Linked DNA regions of Mus musculus: region 2 is linked to region 1. A link is a loop called in an ENCODE intact Hi-C map of the cell type or tissue named here. Cell type or tissue: left cerebral cortex. All regions are shown on one strand. Each heading gives the region's core, and the rest is flanking DNA. Links, peaks and the distances in the headings are about the cores only. Region 1 overlaps Gm30147 (a long non-coding RNA gene). Region 2 holds the start of Gimd1 (GIMAP family P-loop NTPase domain containing 1).

Evidence for each region. Peaks named below come from ENCODE experiments on the same cell type or tissue, not always from the same donor. Only the 100,000 strongest peaks of a DNase experiment are listed, where the experiment ranks them.
Region 2: it touches region 1 in a loop (2.1-fold over the local background); 5 of 42 quality-filtered maps call a loop at or near these places.

The regions. Positions count from the first base shown.
Region 1 is chr3:132,498,016-132,514,571 of GRCm38, forward strand. Gm30147 (a long non-coding RNA gene) reads left to right here. Exons shown (of 3, transcript XR_867646.1): 3 at 2,375-2,411. Among named protein-coding and RNA genes, the nearest start is that of Gm30147, 27 kb to the left of the region's middle. In left cerebral cortex, for the core only: a CTCF peak has its summit at 8,313 (motif pointing right); a DNase peak (open chromatin) is centred at 8,274.
Region 2 is chr3:132,619,235-132,635,790 of GRCm38, forward strand. It overlaps Gimd1 (GIMAP family P-loop NTPase domain containing 1), which reads left to right and starts at 10,612. Exons shown (of 3, transcript NM_001372140.1): 1 at 10,612-10,674; 2 at 15,489-15,883. The coding sequence starts at 15,491. In left cerebral cortex, for the core only: a CTCF peak has its summit at 9,762; a DNase peak (open chromatin) is centred at 9,805.

The DNA.
Region 1 (16,556 bases), core at 3,889-11,888:
CTGCTCAAGTTTCTTCATGACCCAGAACTTCATAGTTTCCAATGTTGGAAGTAGAAAGATACCCCCAAATCCCAACATCCAACCCTTCGGCTTCCTGAGTGTGCTGTGTGACTAACAGAACTTGTCTTATGAAATTAACGTATAGAACTGAAAACAAGGAAAATATAATGGACTCTCTAAAGGGGCCAATTTAATCACATGAATCCTTAAAAACAAAGAGTATTCTACAACTAAGAGAGAGAGAGAGACAGAGAGAGAGAGAGAGAGAGAGAGAGAGAGAGAGAGAGAGAGAGAGAGAAAGAGCTTAAGGGAAAATAAGCATCCAAGAAGCTTCAATGCCTGCACCTCTCATGGTCCTTAACATGGAGAGAGCCACACTGCAATAAGGACCAAAAAAAAAAAAAAAATTCTAATTGTCCAGGGTAGCTCTTGGCCTATTGCAGTCAGAAAATAGGAGTTTAAACCCTACATTAAAAAACAAAACAAAACAAAACAAAAAAAACAAACAAAAAATAGATTCGATCAACAACATGAAGAGAATGGAAGGGGCTGCGTGCCAGCAAAGGCCTCGTAATTAGCAACTTGACTCAGTTTTACAAAACCCAATATACAAAAAATAAAAATAGAAAAGCTAACCCAGAGTGCTGACCTAAAAATAATATGTATTTTGTTCTCAGTTATTACATATATGCTAATTCATTACATAAGCTGTCTAAAAATTAATATGCAAAAAATAGACAAAATAATGTATAATAGAGATCAGTATGTGTAGGTTTTCTTATGTGTGGCAGCTGATAACTGTGGTTTAATTTGTTGAAAAAATAAACGAGTATTTGTTCAACTATTTGTCTTTCCACCATACAAGGGTAAGGAGAGGAAAGGGTTAGACTTCATATTTTTAGCATTAAACCAAATTAATGAATATAACTCCCAAAGAGGTCCAAAAGTTCTTAGAGATGGTTTTAGAAAATCAAACGTTTCCAATTTACCATTCAATATACTGAGGTTTAAAACTGAATATGAGGAAAGGCAACAGAAGACAAGACACATCTTATAGTGCAAGCTGAGCACATGATCCCTCTAACGACCCTCGATGGCTCTCTGGGTGTTCCTTTGGTTTACACACAAACACACTCGTGCTTTCCAAATTATTCAACATAGTTTCATACTACAACTTTCATTTCTTTTGTATCCATATTGCATCCATTTATGTAATTATTAAACTATTACATAAGCAGAAACTTGTATGCAGGGTCATAGCTCTTAAGTGATAAGAAAGAAATGAATTAGGTGTGGTAGAATACACATGGTACTTGCTCACATGAGTACCACAACTAGAAGTCAGAATATCTGCAGATGGAACAAAAAAACAACCTTATTATATGTGTGTGTGTATATATATAGTGTATATATATATATATATATATATATATATATATATACATATATACATACATATATACATATATGTATACATATACATATATATATAACATTTAACTATAACTACAGAAATAACACTGAAAATGCAGGAAGGCTTGGCATGGCACATGCCTGTATTCCATCATGGACCACAGAGAAAAACCCTGTCTCATGAAGCAAACAAAGCCCCAGACTGTTGAGCATGTAGCCAGATGATCAGTCCTGGCTTTTATGAGGCCTTTCAGTTCTACTTCTCTCAGAAAGTAGGACAATTGGTCAGTACTCCTCATACTCAACACTCTATAAGGCTTGAATAAGACTAAACTCACCGAATCTACAGTCTCCCTTTGTTGGGGGAACCCTATCTCTTTTCTGTGTCTAAGAGAGAAGTCAAGGAGGATATCTGAGACAGGTGAGGTTGGGGAGTTTGGGGAACTCAACAGGAATGGAGCAGTCCTGGTTCTGACAAGGAAGTGGGTAGACACTAAGCCAAGTTTGAAAAGAGGACAAGTAGGGAGAAAGTGGGCAGCCTTGTCTAGTCCCTGATTTTAGTGGGATTGCTTCAAGTTTCTCTCCATTTACTTTGATGTTGGCTACTGGTTTGCTGTAGATTGCTTTTATTATGTTTAGGTATGGGCCTTGAATTCCTGATCTTTCCAAAACTTTTATCATGAAGGGATGTTGGATTTTGTCAAATGCTTTCTCAGCATTTAACGAGATGATCATGTGTTTTTTGTCTTTGCGTTTGTTTATATAGTGGTCTATGTTGATGGATTTCTGTATATTAACCATCCTTGCATCCCTGGGATGAAGCCTACTTGGTCATGATGGATGATTGTTTTGATGTGTTCTTGGATTCGGTTTTCGAAGATTTTATTGAGTATTTTTGCATCGATATTCATATGGGAAATGGGTCTGAAGTTCTCTTTCTTTGTTGCAATACCTCTCCTAGGCATATACCCTGAAGAAGTTCCAACTGGTAATAAGAACGTATGCTCCACTATGTTCATAGCAGCCTTATTTATAATAAGCCAGAAGCTAGAAAGAACCCAAATGTCCCTCAACAGAAGAATGGATACAGAAAATGTGGTACATTTACACAATGGAGTACTACTCAGCTATTAAAAACAATGAATTTATGAAACTCTTGGACAAATGGATGTATCTGGAGGATATCATTCTTAGTGAGGTAACCCAATCACAAAAGAATTCATTAGATATGCACTTACTGATAAGTGGATATTAGCCCAGAAACATAGAACACCCAAGATACAATTTGCAAAACACAAGAAAATCAAGAAGAGGGAAGACCAATGGGTGGATACTTCAATCCTCCTTAGAATACAGAACAAAATACCCATGAAAGGAGTTACAGAGACAAAGTTTGGAGCTAAGACAAAAGGATGGACTATCCAGAGACTACTCCACCTGGGGATCCATCCCATAATCAGCCACCAAACCCAGACACTATTGCATATGCCAGCAAGATTTTGCTGAAGGGACCCTGTTATAGCTGTCTCATATGAGACTATGCCAGTGCCTGGCAAGTACAGAAGTGGATGCTCACAGTCATCTATAAGATGGAACACAGGGCCCCCATTGGAGAAGCTAGAGAAAGCACCCAAGGAGCTGAAGGGGTCTGCAACCCTATAGGTGGAACATCAATATGAACTAACCAATACCGCCCTGGAGCTCGTGTCTCTAGCTGCATATGTAGCAGAAGATGGCCTAGTCGGCCATCACTGGGAAGAGAGGCCCCTTGGTCTTGCAAACTTTATATGCCCCAGTACAAGGGAATCCCAGGGCCAAGAAGCTGGAGTGGGTGGGTAGGGGAGCAGGACAGGGGGAGGGTATAGGCAACTTTCAGGATAGCATTTGAAATGTATATAAAGAAAATATCTAATAAAAAAGTAAATTAATTTTTTTAAGAAAAGAAAAGAAGAGAAGAGAAGAGAAGAGAAGAGAAGAGAAAGAAGAGAAGAGAAGAGAAGAGAAGAGAAGAGAAGAGAAGAGAAGAGAAGAGAAAAGAAAAGAAAAGAAAAGAAAAAAAAGAAAGGAAAGAAAAGAAAAGAGGACAGAAAGAAAGGGATCTTGTTGTATAGACTTCCTCATCTTCTAGTATAAAAACTTTGATGAAGATTTCTAGAAAGGAAACATATTTTCTAATAAAACAGCAAAAACTGTCATAAACTAAACTTTTGCTACTGAAGAATTCCTATTACTTCTTGACCTTGCCTACTATTTCTCACTTTAAAAGAAATTGCAACTTCCATTTAAGAATGACTTCTTTCCAGGACCAAGCTGTAGATCGTCTTTAATGCATTAAACAACTTTTTTTTCTAATTTAATTTATAAAACTGTTATCAATGATATGACACCAAAAAAAAGTTTTCTGATTATTATAACTCCCACTCTCTTGAATCTTCCTCCCAATTCTAGGATCCCCTCACATACACACACAACCCCACTCCCACATGTATGACTTTGTTAATGTTGCTTTCTTCGTCTTGAGACCCACTGGATTTAACCAGGTTTGTCTGTTTCCAGATTGGAAACTATCCATTTTAGCTCCCTCCATAGATACATCGCTAAACACAATGATTGGCCCTCCTCCATAATCCAATAGTTCACAGGGAGGAGAGGAGTCCCAGAAGCCTTCCCTAATCCATGATTAACTACTGATAAGACTTGTCTTGTGTAGGCCTATTAAAGACAGCCACAACTCTTTCAAGGTCACAGCTGCAACTCCTATGCCCAGAAGATAGCATTTTACAGCCCTTATCCCTCTCTTCTGGCTCTTACATTCCTTCCATCCTTTCTTCTGGGATGTTTCCTGAGCACTAGAGGAGGTGGCATAAAGAGCTAAGGACTCAGTGTCATTTATCCTCAATATCTTCAAAGGCACGCATTTCTATATTCACCACCATTTACTGCAAAGAGAGGCTCCTCTGATTAAAGCTAGGAGTATCATTTATCCATGGATATAAACTTCAGTAGACCGTACCTTAATATCGTGGCAATTTAATTAAAAGACGGGAGCAAGCACACTTCTAGAACCTACACCTTTCAGTCACAGGCTTTCACTAGGTTTTCAGTACCAGGTATGAATTCACTCCTGCCGTGCAGGCCTCCAATTGAATCTGAGTTATTAGTTACTCCCATATTAACCATTTCTCGTCTGTCCTTTTAAGAAAACACATCAAGTCCAATATGTATTGCCCAACCATTCTTGGCAGTGGAACTAGATGGTCATAAAGTGTGATCCACCTAACAGAAGCCACATGATTGAAGAAATCTCTCTCTCTCTCTCTCTCTCTCTCTCTCTCTCTCTCTCTCTCTCTCTCTCTCTCTCTCTCTCCCTCTCTCTCCCAACAGCTACCAAAGGCCAATCACTCCTCAGCTAGTCATAGATTCCCCCCAACCCCTGCTTCTCACTATCCAGTGCTAAGATTTTGTCTGGCTTGAGCTTGTATAGATCTTGTGTATGCTGTCACAACAGCTGTGAATTATTACATGATACTGTCTGGTTTTACCTTGAAAATATTATTTCCTTGATGTCAGCTGCCACATCTGACTCTTAAAATCATTTAGCACCCTTTTTTCTTGAAGATCCTTGGGCCTTGGGGAGAGGGATGTGATAGGAATGTTCCATGTAAGGCAGAGCAGTCCTCAGACTCTTACTCTCTGTACTAATTGCTGTGGCTCATTTTTATTGGTTTATTTTCTTGGTGTTTCATTTTCCTGGATCTTTGTATATCCTACATATTATTCCTCTGTTATAAGTATCACTAGCAAGAGTGTTGCCCATTTTGTAGGCTACCTCTTCACTCAATTGATAGCTTTTGTGTTTGTTTTGTTTCAGTTTTGCTTTACAAAAAGGATCTTGGGGGTGGGGAGGGACTGGAGAGATGGCTCAGCAGTTAAAAGCATTGACTGCTCTTCCACAGGTACTGAGTTCAATTCCCAGCAACGAACAAGATGGCTCACAACCACCTGTAATGCAATACGAACTGTGAGAACCGTGTACTCACATACAAAAATAAATAGACAAACAAACAAACAAACCAGCGTGTTGGTTTCATGATATCTCAGTTGTCCATGGCTAGTCTCACTCCCAATATTACTAGAGTTCTATTGAGGAAGTCATAACCTGCACCTGTATGCTGAAGGGTAATCCTCACTCTTTCCTCTGGCAGTTTCAAGGTCTGCAATCTTATGTTGAGTTTCCTGATCTATTTGAAGTTTGCTTTGTACAGGTTGATAGACAATGACCTGCCGCTATTCTAATATATGCTGATATCCAACTTTCCTAGCACTACCGGCTGAAGATGCTATCTTTCTCTGGTGTGTTTCTAGTATTTTTGTCAAAAAATCAGGTAGCTGTAGCCCGGTAGATTTCTATGTTGTTAGTTGACATTTCTGCTTCGTGCCGTGCTGGTTTTGTTACTGTGGCTTTGTTGTATAATTTACAAATTTATAATTTACAATCTGGTGATGCCTCTTCCAGGACTTTTTATTCAAGATTATTTTGGCTAAGCTTGATCTTTTCTACTTATCGATAAATTTTCAGTTTTTCTCTGTATCCATGAGAAAGGTCCTGGAACTTTTATTGAGATTGCACTGAAGTTATATATTCACCTTGGTGTAAGGGTCATTTTTACAATATTAATTTTTTTCTGATCCATGAGCATGGATATTCTTTCTATCACCCAGGGTCTTATCTAGTTCTTTCTTCAGTGTTCTTAAAGTATTAAAAAAAAACACTAAAGTAAATGGATAGAATTCTGCATTCATACAATTACCAAAATTAAACTAAAATGAAATAAATAATCTAAGCAGACCTATAACCGTCAATAAGATTAAAGCAACAATAAAATACCTCCCAACTTAGAAAAAAACAAAATTGATTCAGAGTAGAATTCTATCAGAACATCAAATAAATAACACTGGTCCTACTAAGATCATTCTATAAAACAAACAAACAAAAAGGAATAATTTTAAAAACGTTTATGTAGCCAGTACTGGCCTGTTACCAAAGGGCAATAACAATGCAATTAAAAAACAAAAAACAAAATTACAAACATATCTCCCTGACAAACATAGATGCAAAAGAAATCCTTAATAAAATATTTGCATGCCATATTTAAGCTCACATCAAAAATATCATTCATCATGACTAAGTTGGCTTCATTTCAGAGATACAGGGATGGTTTAATATATGTAAATCAGTAAATGTAAATATACTCAAGTACAGAAATAAAAACATCATTTCAATAGACACTAAAAGGGCCTTTGATAAAAATCTCTGGAGAAGAGGAGGAGGAGGAAAAGGAAGAGGAGGAGGAGAAGTATGTATGCTACCAGAGTGCTACTCTGCTTCTCGGTGGCTCTATATATTAAGATTTCATCATTGTTAGTCTGTTTCATCTCCAGATATATTTTCTTCGTCAATAAATCTGTGTCGTCCTGGATGTTGGCATTTCTTACAATTTGGCTGAAGCGCCTCAGAGTTTCTAAGTGGGTTTTACAGTCTTTGTTTCATCTCTCTTGGCATGCTTTTATGCATTTTCAAGATTAATGTTAAGAACATTGGAATTTTAAAAGAAAGGTTTGTGGTGGATGAAAAGACAGCTTTGGGTGAAGGATGGGGTATTTCAAACATGAAGTATATAAATAAATTTAAAACTTTTGTTTAAATTTGTTTTCCGTTGTATTTATTTACTGTTACAAATCCTTTGCCGAAGGAGTTTTAAATACAAACATATTTGCAATAAGATGCTTTTTTTAAAAACATGTGTGCAAGCAATCTCCAAATCTATGCAATAAGCCCTAGACCCAGAATCAGCCAATTTCTCTTAAATTTGGCAGGTTACAAAACTGATTTTTATGGTACAGTCCAGCAGAATCACAAACTCAGTTGTGTTTGACAGGTTTATCACTCAGATTCCATGCAAATCAACCATCATGGACATGAAAGGGGAGGAAGAAAGGGAGGAAGGGAAAGGGGGAGGGGGAGGGGGAGAAAGGAATGGAGAGAGGGAGGAAAGAAGGGAGGGAGGGAGGGAGGGAGGGGGAGGGGAGGGGAGGGGAGGGGAGGGGAGGGAAGAAGGGAGGGAAGAAGAGAGGGAAAGGAGGGAAGAAAGGAGTGAGCAAGCAAGCTATTCTAACAATAGCAGGCAAGTCAAATAAAATCCACCCAGTGAACCCATAGCTGCAGCTTCAAAGTCCTTTCTGCCTTATGTTGAAGTTCATTCTGGCAGTGGTTTCAGTTAGCTACATTTTATTAGACTGTTGCCAAATCTAGAATTATTACTTTTTAACTTATTGGGTTCCTAACATACCAGAACTTATAATCAGAGGACATCCAACTGACCATCATCAGGGGAAGAGAGTTATTGAATATAAAATCCTGAGTGTTGAGGATGGAAGATGTGAAGTTTCCACATTATATAGACCTAACTTTATAAATGAGCTTTAGATAGCTTCGAACCCAATGAAAGCTCTGTGTGTGCTATTTAGAACAAAAATAATGCCTGATTAAAACCAGTTTTATGTAGCTCAGTCTCATAAATGGTTGCTATGGCAGAAATGCACCAATGTTAAGTTGTGTGTGTGTGTGTGTGTGTGTTCTTTATGGCAGAGCATAGAAGATGGACATCCAAGACAATGTGAGAAAGCTCATCTTCTGTAAACCTTTTCTCACACTCTGCGCATCTCATGGCCTCTGCATTCGTGCCACAATCGCTACAGTGGGTGAGATATCTCAGTCCTGCCAAGCTCTAGGTCTCCTGGCAACAGAGAGCAGGCTTCTTTATCTTTTGATGCCCACACTGCAGTACTTAACAGATGCCTCATGGTGACTTCCCCATAGTTAGGTCCCATATACTCATCGCCACCAGATGGCAGCAATGCTACCTTCCCCAGTAACAGGGGACTTCACCAACACCCCTTGGCTTGTTTACAAAGGCATCCTACCCCTCCTTTTCCTCCCTCCTGATCTAAGCCCTCAACTCCTGAGCATCAATACTCAGTGTGCTTGCCAACAATTTATAGGTCTCTCTGATTTGCAAGTCTCTGTGTAATTTCATGAGAAAATATGGAGGTGGAAAATTTGAAATGTAATAATCCCATACCCTTCTTTCCTAACACATACGTTTAGGCTTAATCGCTGTTAACACCATAGATCACTCACATGTGATGAGTACAGCCTGTTTTTGGGTGGGAAAAAAAGTATTCTTAATCCATCCTGTTTCCATCATGGGAGGCATTAGCTGGAAAGAAACCTTTCCCCTTTTCTTTCTGCCCTTATTTATACCTCCTCTAGAGAGATGAATTAATGAATGTGATAGGCAAGGACAACCGAGAACTTTATGGCAGCCTTTCCCGCTTTCTTTCTTCCTGGGGCCATCCATCCACGAACCCTGGTCTTAGTCTCTTCATGCAACATACAAACACCCCAATAGGAAGAGAAATCTGCAAGTATCAGCCATTGATTGCATCTGTGCTTGGAAGGAAGAAAACGACAGTCTTCAAGCAGCCTTTGGTTAGCCTTAAAGTGGACACTCCAGTCTCCATCTACCTGATGGCTTTAAGGAAACATAAGATGTCTCATTTGAGGTCCCTGAAAACTCTGACAAATGACATTAAAACCGCCTTCTATCTTAAAATTTAAACATGTTTGAGAGTCTCTCTCCCCCCTCCCACTCATTTTAAATTACTACATTTCATGGTCTCTTAGTTGTGATTATTAACTGCTTAACCATATGTTCATATTAAATTCAAACGTTAGCCCCTCAGAGTTACTCGCTTTCAACCAAAGAACATTAATTGACCAAAATTGAATAGCATGCTCAGAAGTGTTTTCCTTTCTTTCCTAGCCAACTTTGCAGCTTTATATATGGTCTCCTTCTTACTGAGGTCTTGGCCAACTCATTATTGGGAAGGCCTAGAGTAGCTTTTAATATCCTTGACATTTTTAGCTATTAATCATTTACAGCTGATGGGATAGGCCAACGATAATACATTTTACACTTTAATGCCCAAGGTTATCTCTTTTCATCCTCTAAATCAGCGTAATCCTGAGTCAGCTTTAATTGGTATTTAAGGATGGAGTCTGTTACCTCGGCTTAACTCTCTCTGACATCTTTGGGAGAGCAGAGCAGCATAGGAAGGAAGAACAGGAGCTGACCGCCTTCCCTTGTTGTGATGCTCTGCCTTTGACTCTGGATCTTCTTTCACTTTTCTTTGGTTTTATGTCACATGTAGTGAGCTGAATTAAATACCAGAGATGGAAGCAATAGATCACAGAATGCAATAAGGTGATCAATGCCCATTTCATTTCAAAAGTATAGACTAGGTAAAGCCTGGGAGAAAAGGAGAGCATTATTAAAGTGGATACCTGGGAGATGTTTTTCCATATAAAGCAACACCCAAAGCAAAGATCCCAAAGTGAGAATTCTTGATGTGTCTGATGACCAGAACATGACAGAAGGCAACTGAGCAAAAAAAAAAAAGAAAGAAATGGAGTAAGACAGGAACCACGGAGGAAACAGATCCTAGCTTTGTGGCCACATAAGAGTTCAGCTCTTACCTTGAGTTTTAAAAAAAAAGTTGGGGAGGGTTGGCTCCTTCAGAAACTTAAACAGAGGGGTTCTGTGACACAGTTCAAGTTTCTAAAAGCTCATGCCGGATGATTCGTTGACAATGGATTCCAAGACAATAAAAAGGGAAGGAGATTTAACTAAGAATTATGACGTCTCAGTCAAGGTGGTGAGACATAGCAGACTGTGGGCAGATTTTGAAATCTGAGCTAAGAATGGCAAATATAGGAGGTGAAAGAATAAAGTCCTTGGTGATGGTTTCCTGGTCGTCAGGAGCCCTGGGGTGGGGGTGTGGCCTGGACACAGACTAGAGAAGGACTAGGCATGGGTGAGAACGACAGGGACATGAACTGTACACATGTGGAGATCAAAAAGTAGTCTGCTTCCAAGTGGAGCTATTACCAGATCATTCCTGTTAAATCTTAAAAAGACAAGTAGTCCTAGAGGTGGGAATATGGAGCAATTAAGAAATAAATCCTTCAATCTGTAAGTGTAGATGAAGAAATCTATTATTACAAAATTTAAAAATCACAAAGGGAATGTGAGTGAGAAAGAATAAACTAGCAAGATGAAAAGAAAACAAGGTCTGTGAATCCTGGAAACTGGGTAAAAAAAGATTAGCAAGGGATGAGTGAGGATATACTGTATCTAAGATGCTGGCCGGCCAGCTAAGATGCAGAGTGGGGCTCCTCTTCTTCTTCTTCTTCTTCTTCTTCTTCTTCTTCTTCTTCTTCTTCTTCTTCTTCTTCTTCTTCTTCTTCTTCTTCTTCTTCTTCTTCTTTCTTCTTCTTCTTCTTTTCTTCTTCTTTTCTTCTTCTTCTCTTCTTCTTCTTTTCTTCTTCTTTTCTTCTTTTCTTCTTCCTCTTCTTCTTCCTCTTCTTTCTCCTCCTCCACCTCCTCCTTCTGCTCCTCTTCCTTTTCCACCTCTCTCTGTTTACCCTTTCTCTCTTTATCTCTCCCTCTCCAACCCCCTCCCCTCTCTCCATGGCAACTTCCCTGGCCTCAAGACTGAGGACAGGGTACTTGTCCTCCCAAGAGCAGTTTCTCAATAAACCTACCTTTAATATAATCTAAAAGGGGAAAAGAAACAGACTGGGAATTCCCTATAAGCATTCATCACTTTGGGACGAGTCTTTGTTGATTTCGTGTTCTGCTTTATTCTGGACTACTGAGGGAAGAGCCTGGGTTAACATGGGAAAGTAAAAAGAAATGGAGAAATTCAGATAATTCTGTTGTTATAAACAAGAACCGAGCAATAGAATGGTAGATGGTATCTGAAGCAAAGCAAAAGAAATGCTTTAAAGATGTAGGGAAATGTACATTTATGTCGTCATAATAGCTTAGGAGAGGAGGAAATTCTGAAAACAAGAAAGAAGAAACTACTGCTAGAGTCACATGCTGCAGTAAGCTAAGGAAACAGGGTATGAGATGGCAGAGAGCTGTCAGGGCTGTGTCTTTGTGTGAGCACCAGAATGAGCTCAAGAAACTGAGGAGCTGAGGACACAATAGAATGGCTCTGTTGAGAGTCTCTGTGGAGCATCTTTCTATTTGTCAAGCTCTCATCTCTCTCTCTCTCTCTCTCTCTCTCTCTCTCTCTCTCTCTCTATATATATATATATATATATATATATATATATATATATATATATAACTCTAAATGCAGTGCCTAACAGTGGATGTCCCAGGCTGAAGATTATTCAAGGATTTTCATTCTTCTGCATACTCAGTCTCTCAAGAATTAACAAGAGTAAAATTTAAAATCTAAGCCCATTTGGAATATTGATACCAAGCTATCTCCGATTAAAATTAGGCAACAGGAAGTTATGGTGATCTAGAAAGTCCCAGAGACCTGGGATGTGAAAGGCTCCAAGGACTCAATGGGGTGACCTTAGCAGAAATGCCCCTCAGTAGAGAGATGGAAACTAAAGAGAACACCTCCAGTAGATAGACAGGGCCCCCATTAGGGATGGGGATATCAACCCACCTTTCAAAAATTTTGACCCAGAATTGTTCCTGTCTAAAAGAACTGCAGAGACAAAAATGGAGCAGAGACTGAAAGAAAAGCCATCCAGAGGCTGCCCCGAACTTGGGATCCATCCCAGGAGTAGGTAACAAACCCTGACACTATTGTTGATGTCATATTGTACTTGAGGACAGGAGCCTAGCATGGCTGTCCTCTGGGAGACTCTACCAGCAGCTGACTGAGACAGATGCACATACTCACAGCCAATAACTGGGCTGAGGTCAGGGATCCCTAGGGAAGAGTTAGGCAAAGGATCAAAGGAGCTGAAGGGTTAGCAATGTCATAGTAAGACCAACAGTATCAACTAACCTGACCCCTGGGAATTCCCAGAGACTAAGCCAAAGAGTATACATGGACCGGTTGGAGCCCCCATCCCCCACTCCCACCCCAGCACATATGTAACAAAGGACTGCCTTGTCCTGCCTCAGTAGGAGAGGATGTGTCTAATCCTGTAGTGACTTGATGTGCCAGGGAAGGAGGATACCTGGGGGAAAACACCCTCCCAGAGGTGAAGGGGAGGGATGATAGAGTGAAGAACTCTGGGAGGGGGGGACCTGGAGGGGTCAACATTTGTGATCTAAATAAATAATAAATTCTTTTTCTTTTTATAAAAAGAAGGTATGGTAAGAACACATCTAAGAGTGTTCTTCACTCTGCAGACTGAGGCAGGAGGTCACTGTGAGTTTGAGGTCAGCCTGGGTTGCACATAAGAATCTGTTGCAGAACAAAATACACACAACAAAATATTCTGAAGATTTCACTTCCTTATTTTATGTCCATCCTAGATTGTCCTACATCTTCAAAAATCATGCAAAAAAAAAAAATCTGCTACTGCCAAAGACATACACAAGAGCCTCAGAAGCTGGAGAAGTCATTTCTGGTTATTAATCATGAAATATGTAAGAATCCATGATAGCAGAGCTTACGGCAACAAAGTACTTTTCTTTTCAGAGAGTAAAGCATCTGTTTGCAAGCATAGATTGAAACAATACAAGCTCCCATGATAGATTGAAACAATACAAGTTCCCATCAAATTTAAAGTCAGCTACAATGTGGGACTTGTAAGGATACAAGGGTGTCTGTGTTCTCAACTCTAAAACCTTCCTAGTGCTTTCTTGGTGCAAAAAGCCCATTATGCTAATACATCCAATATTGTATCAATACAAAATTCAAGAGAACATTCCTGGAGAAACAGTCAGCAAAAATACCAGCAGTCTCTTCATGCTGGTTAAAATGTATCTGATTGTATTATTTTCAATATTTTCCTGCATTAAATTTACCTCCAATTTTATTTTATAATCAGAAAAATAAGACCATCAGTATTCTTAATACAAGGTGGCAATAACTAAGAAATTAATGGATTTGTCTTTAGCAGTGTTAGTAGTATTTCAAGAAGATAATACTGACTATTCCAAGGGTATGGCAGACTAACTAAATTAGTGTTTGCAAAGAACTCTAGAGGAGTGATGGTAGTAGTTGCATTTCTTTTAGTTTATAGATAAAAGACTGTTTAATAATAATAAATTTTTAAAAACCTCCAAAGACTTCCAGTTCCAAAAGCGAAATTCTGCCCTCTGTTATATGTGTGCAATTAGTTGCATGTGCATAATTGAGGGCAGAATTTGGCCCATAAAATTTGGAATAATCTGGGAATTCTTACAATCTGGAAAAAATTAAAATCCCTTTGATAAAATAAATTATGAAGTGACCCAATTCAAATGGGCTTTGATGTGTAAGGAGATGGTGTTTTCACTTATGTGAGAAAGTTTTTTATTTTTTTTATTTTTAAATCATTTAGCCCAATCTAGAACAGAGAAGAGGGAGGAGACTTATCTGCACCGATCTTTCCTTAAGGAAAAATAACATGCCTGTGAGAGATGAGATATGTAGCCAACCACTAAGACGTGTCTTATACAACAAAAGAAAAATAGACATGGAGACAGGTGGGTACCGATTTAAGCTCAGAGCATCCATAGCTAAGCAGCAACGTGTGCCTGCCTTTGGTCCACAAACTCCTCTGTGCTGTGCGCTCTGCTCACTGGCAGAACAAACACTCCTAGGGATAGATGCTTTCCAAAGTCCAAAGTGTAAGATCTGCCCAAACAAAGCCAGCTCTCTTTGATCCTTTTTTTAATTTCCCCCTTGCGTGCCACCTCAATGGGACCACCAAAGTTTTGCCTCCGATGATTTCCGAAACCCACTTTCAATTTTTTTTTCCGTTTAGAAAAGGAAATTGGGAGGGGAAAATATTATTAAGTTCCACACCCACGTCTTTATCTTCTACACTTGTTCTTCCCGAGGTCACATTTTAAATTTTCAGTTTTCTTTTTTCCCCACCTTGCTATGCTCACTGGGTGTGAGCTTGTCACTGAGAAGTAACAAAGCCCACAACTTTTCTGTTTCTGCCTTAAAAGGGGAAGAGAGAGAGGGAAAGGCTGGCTATACAGTATGCATAAGGTTCACACCTTTTGGCTTTATGTGCTGAACAATTTATCAACTCACAAAGTATGATCTGTTTCTCCTTTATGGCCCTTTCAGCGAAAAAAAAAAAAAACTTATATATATTGGCCTTGCTTCTTGCTGCCCCCCAAGAGGCTCGTCTGGCTCATTACCGCACTACCCACGGGATCAAACCACTTGTAAAGAACTGAGATCTGTTGCATTTGGAGCTCAAAACTTCGAAAACAACCTTAAGCCATACTCCTAAAAACATTAAAAGGAACATTCTTGTGTGCTTTTCAGGCATCTTTACAAGCTCTTGTGAAAGGATAAAAGTGGCTGGCTGGTCCCCAGTTTATATGTTCATTATTCCTAAATCGTTTTGTCCGTCGCCATGAGCATGGTAAGGTCATCAAATCATACAGGAAAAGCCATTATGGTCTTTTAAATGGCCTAGTCTATGAACCACAGGGAAGGCACTTCACCATTAAATATTATTACAGTCTCTGCCTCCTCTCCTTAAATAATCAGAATTAGTATAATTGGTTGAACCTGCTATTGATGGCACCTTTCCTAAGCTAGGAAATATCAAAAGCAGCAGATCAGCTTAAGCGTTTCAAGAGCATGGTCTGTCTAGTCAAACTCTAAAATATTATTTGTTTGATGTTTTCCCCCTAATTCTTTTGTTTAGCACATGTTATCATCCATCGTCATCATTGTTTTCAAGACAGGGTTTCTCTGTGTAGCCCTGGAACTCACTCTGTAGACCAATCTGGCCCAGAACTCACTCTGTAGACCAGGCTGGCCCAGAACTCAGAGATCCATCTGCTGGGATTGAAGGTGTGCACCACCACCTACCAGCTTGTTTGATGCTTATTAATGGAGAGATTCTCCGACTCATTTCAGCCTCTCCAACGAATGTGGTCTAGTTCCGGGGTGAACTGTCTTGTCGGGAGGTTCTCCACACGGACATCATCTCCTTACTTGGAGTAACTGAAAGTCCTGCATCAGGATGCCAGCAAGGCGAGCATGGCCTGTGCCTCACCTCGGCGCATCAGATGGAAGCCATCTTGCTGTCGCTTCACTCAGCTGTCTCAGCTGTCCCCGCGGGCACAAGTTCCCACTGTATCTCCTACAGAAGTAAACTGGTCCTATCGGGCTGCAGCCTCGTTTTTATTTGATCACCAACTTAATGAACTTACCTTCAAATGTAATTAAACTCTGAGGTAGTAGAGGCTGGGATTTCAACACATGAATTTGTGAAAAATTACAACTCAGGCCATAATAGAATAATTTAACTCCCTTATATACTCTTATTTTGGAGCTGTAACCAGACAAAATCAGTTTAGGTACTTCTTAGAAAATTTCATATTTTAAAAGTATGCAAGCATTGATATATTTTAATAAAAAACCTTTTGATATATTACATGATACCAAATATAGCTTTTTTTGAATTAATCAACCATTGAACAAATTACTTAATAAAATAATTAATGAAATAATATACTTTATTTATTTCTGGCATAACCTGTGATGGTAGTGGCTTTATACCTAAATGAGCTTCTTGTAATTCTACCAGTGTAAAGTTTTATTTAATATAAACGCATTAATAACTTTTAGTTAGAACTTTTTGTCTGGTATTTAAGAGCTATTCATGTGCATTAATAGAAATCACAGGTTCAGTGAGCTAAGTAAGTTTCCCCAGGACCCTCTGTGCCAGCTGGCCCCCTTCAGCGAAAAATTCCTAGGAACCACTCATCAGCCCTGCTCTGGGTCACTTTGCAGCATCCTCCTCCTGACCTCACCTACCCTGTGGTTCTACTCTCACCTTATCATGGAAATTCCCAAATCTGTAATTTTTCCTCCATACCCAAACCTTTTGCTTTTCTTTGCCGTTTTGAAAGTACTTCATGTGGAAACCATGTTCTTCCCAAAATATAGTTAGCATATAAAATATAAAGAACAAGACCCTCCATCCCATAATCAGCTTCCAAACGCTGACACCATTGCATACACTAGCAAGATTTTGCTGAAAGGACCCAGATATAGCTGTCTCTTGTGAGACTATGCCG
Region 2 (16,556 bases), core at 5,225-13,224, 120 kb after region 1:
ATGTCCCTTAAAGCTTTTCTTCTTTATTAATAACAGTTTTGTTGGTAGATGAGCTCATCCATGATTTAAAATCATAAATGTTGCATGTACATTTCCATAGACTTTAATGCATTCAAGGTCATGGAAACATAACCTCTATCTGAGGTTAGGATATTTCCATTATTCTACAAGGAAGCATATACCCACTGACCAGTCCCTTCCTATCCCTACTTTAGAAAATGTTGAAACCTTTCTCTTTGTGGGTTAGCTCATTCTGGATATTTCATATAAATGAAACAGTCAAATATGTGAAGCTTCCTGACTGCCATAGGATACTGTTTCCAAGACTCATCTGTGTGGCCATATTGTATCAGTGTTCTATTTGTTTTGCTGTTGACAAATATACCAAATCCCAAAGAGCACCTCACTTTATCAATTAACTAATCAACCTAATCGATGGGCATTCAGGTGGTTTCTACTTTGGGCATGCAATGAGTACTGCAACTGTAATTATTCATGTAGAATAGTCTGCATGAGCAAATATTTTCATCTCTATTGAATATGTATCAAGAGTGGACTACTAGATTATACAGTAACCTTGAACTTAGCAGTTTGTGAAGTCATAAATTTGCTACCAAACTGGCTTCAGCAGCATGAACAATATAGGAGGGCTTAAATATCTCTGTACCACTAATGGCACTTGCTATTATCTGGGGTTTTTTTCTATTGACATCTTGGGGAGATTGGCTAGTACCCTGTTTTGAATTTGATTTGCACTTACATAGTGCAATGATGTTGAACATCCATTCATGTCCTTATCAGTATTTTATATCTCATTTCCAGCAAATATCTGTTCACATTCTTTGCTCTAATCAAATTTTTGTCATTGAGTTATAACAATTCTTTCTGTATTCTGTATTTAATTATTTTATTAGATCTGAGCTACATAGTTTTCTCACACTCTGTAAGTTACCCTCTCCCTCTCTAGGTGACGTCTTTGAAGCAAAGTATCTTTAACTTTTATGATGTCTGATCTGTTACTTCCCTCTTCACTCATGTGCTTGTTATTTCATCCAAAACACCACTGGCCAGGCAGAAGTTGTAAGGATGCATTCCCATATTTTCTTCAGGGAGTTACATAGTTTTGTTTTTCGTTTAGGTCTTTGATCCAATATTTGTCAATTTTGTGTGTGATATAAAATACAAGTCAAAGTATGTTCACATCTATGTGTACATGAATAGCCAGTTAATTTTGCTGACAAAGCTACAACCTGGTTGGTTGGTTGGTTGGTTGGTTGGTTCTGTTTTTGTTTGTTTTTTGTTTGTTTGTTTGGTTGGTTGGTTGGTTGGTCGGTTGGTTTGGTTTGGTTTTTCAGTTTTTGTTTTTGAAACAAGGTCTCACTATGTATTCCTACCTTACCTGGAACTCACTATGTAGACCATATTGGCCACAAATTCATCCGTGTTTGCTATCTGACTCCTTAGTGCTAGGATTAAGTCATATGTCAAGACACCCTGAGATTTACTTGGATGTTGTTGTTGTTGTTGTTGTTGTTGTTGTTGTTGTTGTTGTTCTTCTTCTTCTTCTTCTTCTTCTTCTTCTTCTTCTTCTTCTTCTTCTTCTTCTTCTTCTTCTTTCTCCCATTGAATTGTCTGGGAATCCCAGAACAAAATGATGGTTTATTTTTATACTTTCAGTTTTAATCACAGATTTATATGTCTTTTATATGCCACTAAATATTTTTTTGAGTTTTTACAGCCAGTGGGCAAGAACAGGAAGTCAGGGTTGGTCAGTGCAAAGAGGCTGGGAAACAACAGGAAGTGGCGGAGAGAAATCAGACTTAGGACTAAGGAGTCAGAGCTCTGCCCTACAGAAACACACAGCTCGTGAAGATTTCTGCACATGCCTGGTTTCGTGAAAGTATACTGGTCACCAAGTAGCAAATGGGGGTGGAAGAATTAGAGCAAAAATACAATTATTCCAAGTGAATGTTTGCATATGCTTTCTACGCATCAAGCATTGTGCCACTGGTGTGACATCAGTAGTTCAGTTCTTGTATACGTGTAGTTGACTAGTCCCATAAAGTCTTACTGATTCCATGTTGGGAAAGAAAATAATAAAAAGCATGTCCATATCATATAGGCAGTCCATATTACAGGGGAAATTTAAACCAATATCTGTAAATTTTAAATAAATTTAGATAATGTTTTCAACTATATTTAGTTCAAGAAAGTTATTGTAGAGATGTAAATTATATATAAATCCAATATATAAAATCTAGCCAGTTTCTCTCCATTACAGTTTTTACGATGGTCTCACTTGTAAGGACACATGGATATATAGGTTGGAATGACCTTAAGACTAGAAAAGAATTGGGTTTAAAGCATCATATTGTAAAGATGAATTTAACAGGTATGTACTAAACTTGCACTATTTTTCCTCCTCCTCCTCCTCCTCCTGCTCCTGCTCCTCCTCCTCCTCCTCCTCCTCCTCCTGCTCCTCCTCCTCCTCCTCCTCCTCCTCCTCCTCCTCCTCCTCCTCCTCCTCCTCCTCCTCCTCCTGCTCCTGCTCCTCCTCCTCCTCCTCCTACTCCTCCTCCTGCTCCTGCTCCTCCTCCTGTTCCTCCTCCTGCTCCTGCTCCTCCTCCTCCTCCTCCTGCTCCTCCTCCTGCTCCTGCTCCTCCTCCTGCTCCTGCTCCTCCTACTGCTCCTCCTCCTGCTCCTCCTCCTGCTGCTCCTCCTGCTCCTCCTCCTCCTCCTCCTCCTGCTCCTCCTCCTCCTCCTCCTCCTGCTCCTGCTCCTCCTCCTGCTCCTGCTCCTCCTCCTCCTCCTCCTCCTCCTCCTCCTGCTCCTGCTCCTGCTCCTCCTGCTCCTGCTCCTCCTCCTGCTCCTGCTCCTCCTGCTCCTCCTCCTCCTCCTCCTCCTCCTCCTCCTGTTCTTTTCCTATTACAGAATCCCTGAGCTTTATTTGAGCTCATAAGTTTTCAGTCAACAGCTAGGATAATGGGAGTTTTGACTTCATTCTTTTTAGTAGGAAAAGGAGGTTTGAGGGGGGCATAAGCTAGCACCTGCAGAGGAGAAGGAAGAAGGCCAGCTTTGCTTTACGATTTGACCGTAGCTAATCCCATCCCACAAACATGAAAACTCACTCAAGAAAAGCCTCATTTCTCTGAGGAGGTCTCTTCACCCAGACTGCTCATGCCACTGTGAAGCTGAGGCCAGACTTCATCATGAGCCTTGATGGAAACAAAGCCAAATCCAACCCAACCCTTGCATCTAAAACACATTTTCAGGTCACTACCCTGACCTACAGCAGTCCTGTGGAGTGAATCGTTGCTTCTCCTTAACTACAGAAGTAAGGCAGGCTTAGAAGTGTTCTTGATTTCTTTAACCAATTTTCTACTTATGTTCCTACTATACCTCCACAAAGAAGTATCCACTTATTTATTTAAGTGACTGATTCTGCTTATACATGGTAAAAAGGGGAAGAAACAAGGCAATGAAACCTTTGGGTTCTTGTTCATTTGTTATTGTTGTTTCATTTTGTTTTGTCTTGTCTTGTTTTACATTTTATTTTATTTCATTGTGGGGAGGAAAAGATCAGACGAGTCAGTTCTCAACTTTCACAATGTAAGTGCCCAGGCCAGTGGACACCTTTACCCACTGAGTGATAAAAATGATCTTAAACTTGAGTGTGTTTCCTGTTAGTTTCAAGAAGAATTTTTATCTTGGGGCTGGAGAAATGGCTCAGTGGTGAAGAGCACTGGTTGCTCTTCCAAAGGTCCCAAGTTCAATTCCCAGCAACCACATGGTGGCTCACAACCATCTGTAATGAGATCTGATGCCTTCTTCTGGTGTGTCTGAAGACAGCTATAGTGTACTCGTGTACATTCAATAAATAAATTAAAAAGACTTTTTATCTTATGAAATGCACACAAGACTTGGAACACAGATTTACAAATAAACTCTGGGCAATTCACTCTGCCTTACATTTTGATTTCCAGAAAATAAATCACACACCCACAGCACAGCAGCAACTCAGCATCATGACTTATATTTATTAATTAGTTGTCTGTCTGTACTCTGACTGAAGAAACTCCAGAGCTTGTTTGATATCTATAGTTCCTACATAAGCTGTAACAAACATTTGTATCTTGTTTTACTTTTCAAATAAAATTATTTCAAGAATATATCCACTTTAAATAGCAGTGAGATTTATTTTATTGTCCTTAAGGAATACAAGTGTAAAAGAAAAAAAAGTGTATTCTTTCACATTTGTGCTGCGAATACTGGTCATGATACTTAATTATGGTTCCAGGATGTAAATCCATCTATGTAGTTATTTTAACATGACAACTCTAAATATCATCCTTTATTCTGTGATTATCATGTAATTTTATGTACACCACAGAATTTAGAAATAGCTCCGAAGAATACCTTACTTAGTCCTAAAGAAGAAGCAGTATAACCAAGGACTGAAGATAAAATTAGCATCAGACAAAGGACCACCATTGGCCGGGAAGCTGTTTCTCCCTGACATGTGTAATCTGTTTCTCACTGTTCAGTTGGCCAAGTTAAGCTTGCTATCAAGCTGTCTGAACACAGTCTTTATTCCATTTTCTAATATCCTGTATACCTTCCCCATCTGGCTGGAAGGTGAAATCCAACTCTTCCACTGCATCTGAAGCAACAATATGTTTCAGATGCGTTTCCCCAAATATGATGGGCCACGGTTTCTTTTCTAGCCCAGCAATTTTATAGTATTATTGTGAAGCGATGACTTCAATTTCATATAATCACGCTTGGCACAGATAGCAGCTCTTATCCAGACCTATTCCGTTTCACCTTTTAGGAATTATGTAAATATCATGTGTCTCTTTTCAAAATTTACCACTTCATTGTTACATACTGACCTCATCTCTCACAGACCACACAACGCATCAACCTTAGCATTTGTCTCCTTGTGCTTAGCTCATGTGGCAAGTGACTGAAAACCATCCTTAAAACTTCCCACCCACTCTCTGGCCAGCTCTGCCTCTGAGTTGTAAATCACACTTCCTAATTTCTGTGGAGTCTTGGCGGACAAGCAGGATGTGATGAACTGTGTAGGCCCTGATTACAAAGCTTTAGTATCAAATCAGCAGGGGGTGGAATTTAGCGATAGATTCGTATATAATAGTTTAGGGTTATGTCCTGAATCCCTCTCTAATCCCACTGCTAAGCTGTGATATGGGAAGGAGTCTTTTCCAGAGATTCTTCATCTGGAATGACAATTGTGCCTACAACATGCACTTGTTATTTGAAGTTAAAAAAAGAAAGAAAGAAAGAAAATGCTCATAAAGCCCTTAGCCCATGCCTGCCTCATGGTAATTGTCCCATAAAGTCTATTTTTGTTATTACTATTATTAATATTGTTGCTATGATTGTTTGCATGTTAAGCCTATATGATTACAAAAACTGAGATCAACAAGATGGGTACCAAACAGACACTAAGCACATTATTGTCAACATTGAAATATCTTTGGACAACTTCTCTTTACAAAACTCTATAGTTCCATGATTTTCTGCTTTACCCATTCCCTCAAAATAGTTCTAAGGAAAGAGGAACAAAAAAGAATAACTTTTTTATATTTACAGATAAATTGTTCTCTCTCTCTCTCTCTCTCTCTCTCTCTCTCTCTCTCTCTCTCTCTCTCTCAGAACCAGGCTGTAAATTTAATATATGGTTTTTACCCCTAAAGATCCATTTCAACCTTAAAGATACTAAAGTTAATTGTGTTTACACAAAAAGGAAGCATTTCTTGTTAAGTAAATAGAATCTCTCAACATATTAACATAACTTTAACACATTAGCCACTTTTGAACAAAAGTGGAGAACTAGTTCTAGAAACAAAGGTAATTAAACATTAAAAAATACTAAGATGTGGGTAAAATAAGTGTATACCACAAATCAGTGAAATGTATGCAAGAAGGGTCAAATTTCTGTGGGAGAAATTTTTAAGTTGTCCAAGAATCAGTTCTAGAATGCTGTTCAGTTCCACTATCTTCTTGGGAGTTTTATAAGTCTTTTGAGGATATGTGGTATAGATTATAAATTATCACAAAGCTCCACACAAGAGAGAATTTTTTCTAATTTCTTTTAATAGGGTGGTGTATTCCTGAGCATAAAACAGGACAAATGCAAAATGAGTAGAGTTGCAGAGAATAGAAAGATTGTTTCCTGGGAAAACCACTTGCTGTGTATGCATGAGGACTTCATTAGGTTCCAAATATACACATAAAAGCAAGATGCAGTGGTATGAGCCTGCAATCCCAATGGTAGGGGTGTATTGCAAGCCAGCCATTCTAGCTGAAATGGTGAGCCCAAGGTTCCATGACAGAGATTTCCTTTCAAAACAGAGGAATGGATACAGAAAATGTGGTACATCTACACAATGGAGTACTACTCAGCTATTAAAAAGAATGAATTTATGAAATTCCTAGCCAAATGGATGGACCTGGAGGGCATCATCCTGAGTGAGGTAACACATTCACAAAGGAACTCACACAATATGTACTCACTGATAAGTGGATATTAGCCCAAAACCTAGGATACCCAAGATATAAGATACAATTTCCTAAACACATGAAACTGAAGAAAAATGAAGACTGAAGTGTGGACACTATGCCCCTCCTTAGAAGTGGGAACAAAACACCCTGGGAAGGAGTTACAGAGACAAAGTTTGGAGCTGAGATGAAAGGATGGTCCATGTAGAGACTGCCATATCCAGGGATCCACCCCATAATCAGCATCCAAACGCTGACACCATTGCATACACTAGCAAGATTTTATCGAAAGGACCCAGATGTAGCTGTCTCTTGTGAGACTATGCCGGGGCCTAGCAAACACAGAAGTGGATGCTCACAGTCAGCTAATGGATGGATCACAGGGCTCCCAATGGAGGAGCTAGAGAAAGTACCCAAGGAGCTAAAGGGATCTGCAACCCTATAGGCGGAACAACATAATGAACTAACCAGTATCCCGGAGCTCTTGACTCTAGCTGCATATGTATCAAAAGATGGCCTAGTCGGCCATCACTGGAAAGAGAGGCCCATTGGACACGCAAACTTTATATGCCCCAGTACAGGGTAACGCCAGGGCCAAAAAGGGGGAGTGGGTGGGTAGGGGAGTGGGGGTGGGTGGGTATGGGGGACTTTTGGTATAGCATTGGAAATGTAAATGAGCTAAATACCTAATAAAAAATGGAAAAAAAAAAGAAAATGTAGTGAGCAACATCAACGTGAAGCCTTCTTATAGATATATGCACACACATGCATACACACATGTACACCACAAACATAAAATAGTAAACATTTTAAATATGTACTGCTATAAATAAATCTGATTATTAATAAAGTTTATAAATATTGAATATTATAAAATTGAATGTGGTAGTATATTAAAAAGTAGTGTGACTTAAGTGATTGCCAGAAAATGTTTTTGCCTCCACACAGTTGAAAAACCAAGGCTTCTTCCTTCCTGGATGCTTCTCATTGCAAAAGAGATTCTTAAGAGAAGTAAATGGAATGAGGACACGGTTAGAAATGTCCCCAAAAGAGCCAATATCTCATGGTCCCCGAGCAATTAATATCCAAAAGTAATTCTATTTCCCTATAGGCTAGTAATTTTTATTTCTGTATTTAGTGATTTGAAAAATGCACAGTACATTTATAGTTTGAAAAGATGTACAACCATTCGGAATAAAAATAAGCAAACAAATAATAACAGAACTAAATCCAAACATCATGACTATTCTGCATGGGTATGTGAGTGCCAGAAGCTACAAAATACAAAACTTGTTTTGGACTGAAGGCTTCATTCCCATAGTCCTGTCCAAACCTGAACATTCTTCATTGTTCCAACAATATTCAAATTAAGATTATTTGTCTAGTATATTTGAACTTCTGACCAGGGTCTCAATAAAAGTGAGATCTTTTTTTCTTCTAAAACCAACTTGGACTCTGTTATCCAAATCACAATCAGCCTCCACCTTCTGGTCAGCTGAGAGGAAGCTCAAATGTGTGTCGTACCGGCCAAGATTAAAGCATAGGCCATCATAGACAACCTGGCCTACCTGTATGCTATGGGCCTTATTTACTACAAAAAAGAAATATAATCAGAGCAAAGGGTTCAGCTTGAACCAATGAAAATGAAGATTCATTAGAGTATAAGCTCATTCATTAATCAAATTGCTGTCTGGCAAGATCTGCTTATAACAGAATTCATTTGATAAAGATGTGGGATTTTATTGAATATATAGACAAGTTATAAGCTTTGTTCAGATGTGCATATACACAGGAGCACACAGAAATATATGCATATGTGTAAATATTGACTATATTCCTAACACTGCCACCTTTTCCTAACACAATTTCTCATGTTGTGGTGACCTCAAACCATAAATTTACTTTTGTTGCTACTTTATAACTGTAATTTTGCTGCTATTACAAATTGCACATAAATATCTGTGTTTTCTGATGGTCTTAGGTGACCCTTGGGAAAAGGCCATTCAACTCCCCTAAGGAGTTGAGACCCACAGGTTGAGAACTGTTGCTATATACTATATACACGTTTGAAATCAAATCCTCAGCAGCTAGGGTTTTGTCATCTGAAAATATATGATTTCATGGATGATGGAAGGTCTAATATCCTCTGGATGGTTCCTACAAGTTCCTGGGAACTAGCATTCTTACAGCACAGACCTCCTGTTTGTGACTTACTTGTCCTTACATGTCCTCTGATTTGTGTGGTCCTTATCCTGAGCTAATATACATACAGAGCTGAACCCTTTCTTTAATTTCTACCAAGTAAAATGAAATAAAAACCAAAACTAAGATGAAAATGGAAAGCCATCACAGAAGGAAACTATGAACACAAGTAGTTTTGCATCCCATAGATGCAGAGGACTAAAAGTGGCACATTAGCCCTTTTGACTCTGAAGTTGTCCCTGAGTTCTTTCCATCTTCCAATTTAGGAGATTCTCCCAGGTTGTAATGCTGAAATCCCTATCCCAGGCCACAGGCCCTTCTTCTCCTGGTGTTAATCTCTTTGCTTGGCTCTCCCCTCTCTGCCAATTCCAGCAGACTGGAATTCCTTTTTGTGGTTTTATCTAATTTTTTCAGGATCCGCTTTAATTTTTTTTAAAACTTGAAGTAGCTAATTTCTGCTTTCTAACACACATACTGAAACCATCTAATTAAGGATGAAGCCTTTTTAGTCCTGTGACAGCATAGTTAGTAATGTCAGTGGAAAAGTACTTTTTTAAGTTGTTCTTTTACCTTGATTTATCAAAGCAAACACCAAGAGAAATGCTAATATTGTTACATAATTTGTTTAATATTTGTCATTTTCCTCCTATAAATCTATAAAATAGTCTCAAATCTAATATAGCATTAGATAATGTGGCTAAACATCTGCATATCCAGTGTCATTTATAACTATGCTTGTGAACGGTCGACTTCCTTTTATAAACATCAAATTTCCTTTTATAACCCTTCCTTTTGTATTCAGCAAATGACCTAAATGCTCATCTCAAAAATGAGAGGTTGAAAAATTAGGGTCTGCGTGTGCTGGCTGCATTCCATAAAGGAACGCAGAAACCAAGGCCTGCTAGCTCCCACTCTTAAAAAAAAAAAATTCACCCTACAACGAATACATTTTGTTGCAGATTGCTGTATGTCAGTTTACACTTGGAGGCGGCAACTTAAATTCTGGTTGAAAATTCCTTCTGAGGGAACACGTTGCTACCGCCACCTGGGGGAGGCTCTTTTCTACTTCATTCCAGAGAACTAGTGCTCATGAAGGATAGATCCTTTTCGCATCTGCCTCGTCAGACCCACACAAGAAGGGGGACTACCAGCTGTCTCCAGATTGCCTTCTCAGAAGTACTACTCAGTAGACTTCTTGAGAGCTGTAAGAAAGGACCAGAATGTAGCTACAAAGACATCCTGTATCTCATGCGTGATGTGAATGAGTTTGGGGAGGTGTGGACTATCAAATAACCAGAGGAGGAAGACAAATCAGAGATTTTAAATATCAAAACAAAACTAGTTTTAAAGAAAAACAACTTGCAGCTCCTTGTGTGCCTTACATACGTCATCAGTAGGTGTTTATGAGTTTGCATGTCCCCGACCGAGCACACAAGAGATTTTAACAGCTTAAGGTGATATGTTTCAAGTATATGCAAATAACCTAGGGAATTTTTCTAGAACAATTTGAATTTGTGAATTTACTACTGTTACATAGTCTGTAAATTATTATACACACGCATATATTCACTGGCAGTTTTCATGAAGTGATGCAGGGTTTATCCATTAAAATGGAAAAGTCTAAACTGTCACTAAGAATGTTTCGTACTTTGGCTTGGGTACCTTGTTACTTAATAGAAACACACTCGGAACTTAATTCTGGAAATATAGGTTTCAGGAAGTATTGATTTAAAGGATAGTCCTGTGAGATAACATATGTAGGCTCTGATTAGAAGACAGCTAATCACTTACAAAGAGGATGTCTGGTGACAGATTAACTAAACAAAACGATGCAGTACCAGTCCCCGGCTAGTACCACACAGTCAGGAGACCAAAGTCCATTTCAAAGAATAAACTGTACTGGTTCCAAGGAAACCTGTAAAGAATACATTTCTAGCATCAAAAGAGGTAAGTGGATTTAAAATGTATCATATATGTGATTGGAACTAAACAGAAATGAACGGCCACTTGATGCCATGGCACAATCGAATGAGCTGTATGAACGGCTACCTACGTATTGTTCAACTGTGTGGCTTCTGGAAGGTGCTTGCGATAAGACCTGGAAATCCTGGGGTGAGAAACCTTAGAGAACAAGAGAAACCTGGATTACTTAACACCATGTAACAGAATTATAAATCACAAGCAAAATAACAGCTATTACCAATTAAAGTGTTACTGAGGTCACGTGCCAGTTTGCCAGTCGCTTTGCTTACAAATCAATGAAAATGGTGAGTGAGCACGGGAGAGCTTTCCGTCTTCTGATATTTTCTTCACTCTCCTTCTTCAAAGTCTTGAAATTTTTATCGTGCATGTCTTCCTCTTGCTTGGTTAGTTACCCCCAATATAGTTTATTCTTTTTGTGGATATTGTGAAGCGTGCTGTTTCTCTAATTTCTTTCTCAGCCTCTTTGCCATTCGTATACAGGAAGGCTATTGACTTTTTTTTTAATTAATCTTGTGTCCATCCACTTCACTGAAGGTGTTTATCAGCTGTAGGACTTCTCTGTTAGAATTTTTGGGGTTGTTTATGTATAGTGTCTATCATCTGCAAATAGTGATACTTAGATTTCTTCCTTTCCAATTTGTATCCCCTTGATCTCCTTTTGTTGTCTTATTGCTCTAACTGGAACTTCAAGTACTATATGGAATAGATAGAAAAGAGTGGCCAGCCTTGTCTTGTCCCTGCTTTTAATGGAATTGTTTTAAGTTTCTCTCCATTTAGTTTGATGTTGGCTATCGGCTTGCTATATTTGCTTGATTATGTTTAGGTTCGTGCCCTATATCCCTGATTTCTCTAATAACTTTAACTTGAAGGGGCATTGGATTTTGTCAAAGGCTGTTTCAGGATCTAATGAGATGATCATGTGACTTTTCTCTTTCAGTTTGTTTATATGGTTTACACTGTTTTTATATATTGTTTATATGTTTACACTGACAGATTTTTATATATTAAATCAGTCCAGCATTTCTGGCATGAAGCCTACTTGATCATGGTGATGACTTTTTGATGTGTTCTTGGATTTGGTTTGCAAGTATTTTGCAGAGTATTTTTGTATGAATGTTCATGGGGGAATTGGTCTGAAGTTTTCTTTGTTGAATCTTTGTGAGGGTTAGGTATCAGGATGACTGTGGCCTCACAGAATGAGTTTGGCTTGGCTATGTTCCTTCTGTTCTATTTTGTTGAACTGTTTAAGGAGTATTGGTATAAGCTCTTCTTTGAAAGTCTAGTACAATTCAGTGCTTAAACCCATCTGGCCCTAGGTTTTTATTGGCCGAGAGAATCTTAATGTCTGCTTTGTGATATTAATTGAGACAAATGCCCATTTTCTTTAGATTTTCCAACTTTGTGGAATGCAGACTTTGGAAGTATGACCTAAAGATTCTTTCAGTTGCCTTGGTTTCTATTGTTATGTTCCCCATTTCATTTCTGATTTTGTTAATTTGGATATTCTCTCTGCATCTTTTAGTAAGTTTGGATAAATGTTTGTCTATTTTTTTAATGCTCAAGAAGAACTAACTCTTTGTTTCATTGAATCTTTGTATTGTTTTCTTTGTTTCTATCTTTTTGATGTCAGCCCTCAGTTTGATTATTTCCTGTCATCTATTCCTATTGGGCATGTCTGCTTCTTTTTGTCCTAGAGCTTTCAGGTGTGCTGTTCAGGTGCTAACATGAGATCTCTCCAATTTCTTTAGGAATGCACATAGTGCTTTGAACATTCCCCTTATCAACACTTTCATTGTGTCTGCTAAGTTTGGCTATGTTATGCATTCATTTTCATTGAGTTCTACAATGTCATTAATTTCTTTCTTTGTTTCTGCCTTGATCCCATAGTCATTCAGTAGTGAGTTGTTCGGTTTATATGAATCTACAGGTTTTCTGTTATTTCTGTTCTTGTTAATATTCAGCTTTAATTTGTGGTAGTCTGATAGGATACAGGAGGTTATTTCAATTTTTTGTGTCTGTTGAGACTTGCCTTGTGACTGGGTATGTGGTCTTTTGAGAATGTTCTATAAGATGCTGAGAAGATGGTATATTCTGTTTTGGGGTTGAAATGTTCTGTAGATATCTGTTAGGTCAGTTTGATTCATAACATCTATTAATTCCATTATTTCTTTGTTTAATTTTTATCTGAATGACCTATCCATTGGTGAGAGTGGAGTATAAAAGTCTGTCACTATAAATGTGTGAAATTCAGTGTGTGATTTAAGCTTTAGTGATGTTTACAAATATGAATTCCCTTGCCTTAGGGGCATAAATTTTAAAAATTGAAATATCACCTTGGTGGATTTTCCATCTGATGTATATGAAGTATCTTTCTCTATCACTTTTGAAAAATTTTGGTTTGAACATCTATTTTTTAGATATTAGAATAGCTATACCAGATTGTTTGTTGGGTCAGTGCTCACGAATCAGTTGGATTAACATAATAAAAATGGCCATCCCACCAAAAGCAATCTATAAATTCAACACACTCCCCTCCAAATTTCTAACAGAATTCTTTACAGACCTTGAAAGAACAATACTCAACTTCATATGGAAAAACAAAAAAACCCAGGACAGCTCAATCAATCCTACTCAATAAAAGAACATATGGAGGTATCACCATCCCTGACCTTAAGTTGTACTTCATAGCTGCAGTAATATAAACCACATGATATTGGCATAAAAAAAGACATGCTGATCCAAGGAATCAAATTGAAGACCTAGATGTAAATCTAAACACCTAGGGTCACCTAATTTTTGACAAAGAAACGAGAACTATACAATGGGGGAGACATCTTCAGCCAAAGGTGTTGGTCTAACTGGATGTTATATAGAAGAATGTGAATAGATCCACATCTATCACCCTGCACAAAATTCAAGCCCAAGTGGAGAAAAGACATCAACATAACACCAGATGCACTGAAGAGAAAGTGGGGGATACTCTTGAACCCATTGGCACAAAAGACAACATCCTGAACAGAACATCAATAGTGCAGGCACACAATTAATACTAAAAAGCTTCTGTAAAGCAAAAGACACTGTCAGTAGGACAAACAGCAGCCCACAGATTGGGGAACGCTCTTTACCAACTAACTCCACATCTAAAGAACTCAACAAACTATTTTAAAATGAGGTACAGATCTAAACAGAGAATTCTCAACAGAGGAATCTCAAATGACTGAGAAACACTTAAAGAAATGTTCAGCATCCTTGGCAATCAGGGAACTGAAAACCAAAATGACTTTGAGAATCCATCTTACACCTGTCAGAATGGCTAAGATTAAAAACACAAGTGACAACTTTAACTATGCTAAAATCTCTTTTAATTCTAAGTCTTGTATTTAAAATTAAATTAAATTAAGTAAAGCTGAATGGGCCATGATGCTTCATATCTGCAATCTCTGCGTTTGAGACAGGGTACAGATGAATTGCTTGAAGTCAGTCCAAGCCACATAGTGAGTTCAAGGACAGCCTGAGCTCTCGTTTCAAAAGATTAGGGGATGCTGGAGAGATAATGCAGTGGCTAAGAGAACTGGCTGTTCTTCCAGAGGGCCAGCATATGATTCCTGGCATTCATACTTGGTAGCTCACCACCATCCTTAATTCCAGTTCCAAAGGATCCAGCACCCATCTTCTGGCCTCTATAGGCATCAGGCATGCATGTGGTGCATACACATTCATCCAGGCAAAATACTCATAGATATAAAAATAGATAAATTGAAAATTCAATAAAAGAGAAAAGAAAGAAAGCTGAACTAGCTGTTTCTTCTCTTGTTCTGTTTCTACATCTTCCACAGTAAGCAGATTTTAAATCCTTTCCACAGATTCCTGAACTCTGTAATCTCAGTCCTGAATTCTCTCCTCCCCCACACCAGGGCAACAAGATGTTCCCACTAAGTGAACTTGTTTTCATGGGATTTGGCCCTTCCCTCCTTTTCCTGCAATGAGTCCTTCCTCAGACCTTCCTCACTTCTACTTGGTTTCCTTTTATGTCCCCACTATCAGTTACTACTGTCCGAATCCCCACTCTGTCCTGACACATCAGTAGTGATCACATGGCCCTGCTTCAGTTACTTCGAAGGAGGAGGAAGCACATTGCAGGCAGCACAGGAAGCTCTCTTCATCCATGGATGCTTCATCAGTAGATTTACCCAATCATAGACTGAGAATATTCAGAGAAAATTATGTCTATATTGGTCATATACAGACTTCCTTTGTCTTTGTCATTGTTCCTCAAACAGTAAAGTATGATGGTGCTTACATTTTACTGTTAGAATTATACTAAATATAATCTAGAAATCATTTAGAGCAGTGGTTCTCATCCTGTAGGTCTTGATCCCTTTGGGGTTCTAAGACCCTTTCACAAGGGCCACATATCAGATATCCTGTATATCAGTTGTTTCCAATACATTTTATGACAGTAGCAAAATGATAGTTGTGAAGTAGCAACAAAATAATTTTATGGTTGAGGGTCACCATAATGGGTTACAGAATTAGGAAGGCTGAGAACCACTGGTTTAGAGTATTATAAATGGTAATGTGCATAAATAATAAATACTACACCATTTTATATAAGTAGGTTGAATATGAACAGGTTTTGATAAATTCTGGAGCAGTAAGTCATCCCACATAGACACTGAGGGACAACTGTACACAAAATATCCTGGCCAGGCCAGAGGCTTTACATTGGGTAAGTATAGATATCTAACTCTCCTTGTGGTGCCTCTGTTTACCCATAGCTATGACAGACACCAACAAGATGATCATCAACTTGGCTGTCTTTGGCAGGACTCAGAGTGGGAAAAGCTCTGCTGGGAATGTTCTTTTGGGAAGTGCTGACTTCTACAGTAGCTTTGCTCCAGGCTCCGTAACCAAAGAGTGCAGCCTGGGCCGCAGCTGTCACCTCCATGGCTTCATGCGTCGAGGGGGACAAGAGATCAGCCTTCAGATACAGGTACTGGACACTCCAGGGTATCCACACAGCAAGCTGAGCACGAGATGTGTAAAACAGGAAGTGAAGAAGGCCTTGCTGCATCATTTTGGACAAGAGGGTCTCCATCTTGCTCTGCTGGTCCAGAGAGCTGATGTGCCTTTCTTTGGACAGGAAGCATCTAACGCAGTCCAACTGATGCAGGTAACACAAAGATGTAGTTAGGCTGGCACCATCTCATCTGGGGCTGTTATCTTCATGGGCAAGACTTTGGAAGAAACTGGTTCAAAATATACTTGAACTATAAGGTGCTAGCCATATAGCAGTAGTTAGTAAAAGGGAATTTTTCTGCCAGGAGTTCTATTTTGTAATTACTTTTAGACCAGAGTTTCTCTACCTTCCTAATGCTGTTCCCTTATAATAAGTTCCTTATGCTGTGGTGACCCCCTTAAACATAAAATTATTCCATCACTACTCCATAACTGTAATTTTGCTACTGTTATGAATTTTAATGTAAGTCTGATATGCAAAATATCTGATGTGTAATCCTGAGGAGTTGCAACTCACTACTCAAGAACCACTATTTTGGAGGAACCCAGTCCATCATTCTACAGTCTACAATCTACATAGACAGAAATTTTTAGACACTACCTTGCAGGAGAAGCCTTAAATTCTTAAGAACCTTGAACTTGAGAAAGTTTGTACAGTGTAACCCCTGTACCATCCGCACCAGAATCAGTTGGGCAACTTGTTGAAAATGCAGACTCATCCATGACTATTGGCATAGTACCTCAAGAGGGAGCCCTGTGCATCTGCATCTCCATGTTTCTATGTAGATGTATGAAAACAAGGTGAGGTTCAAAACCACCAGCTTAAA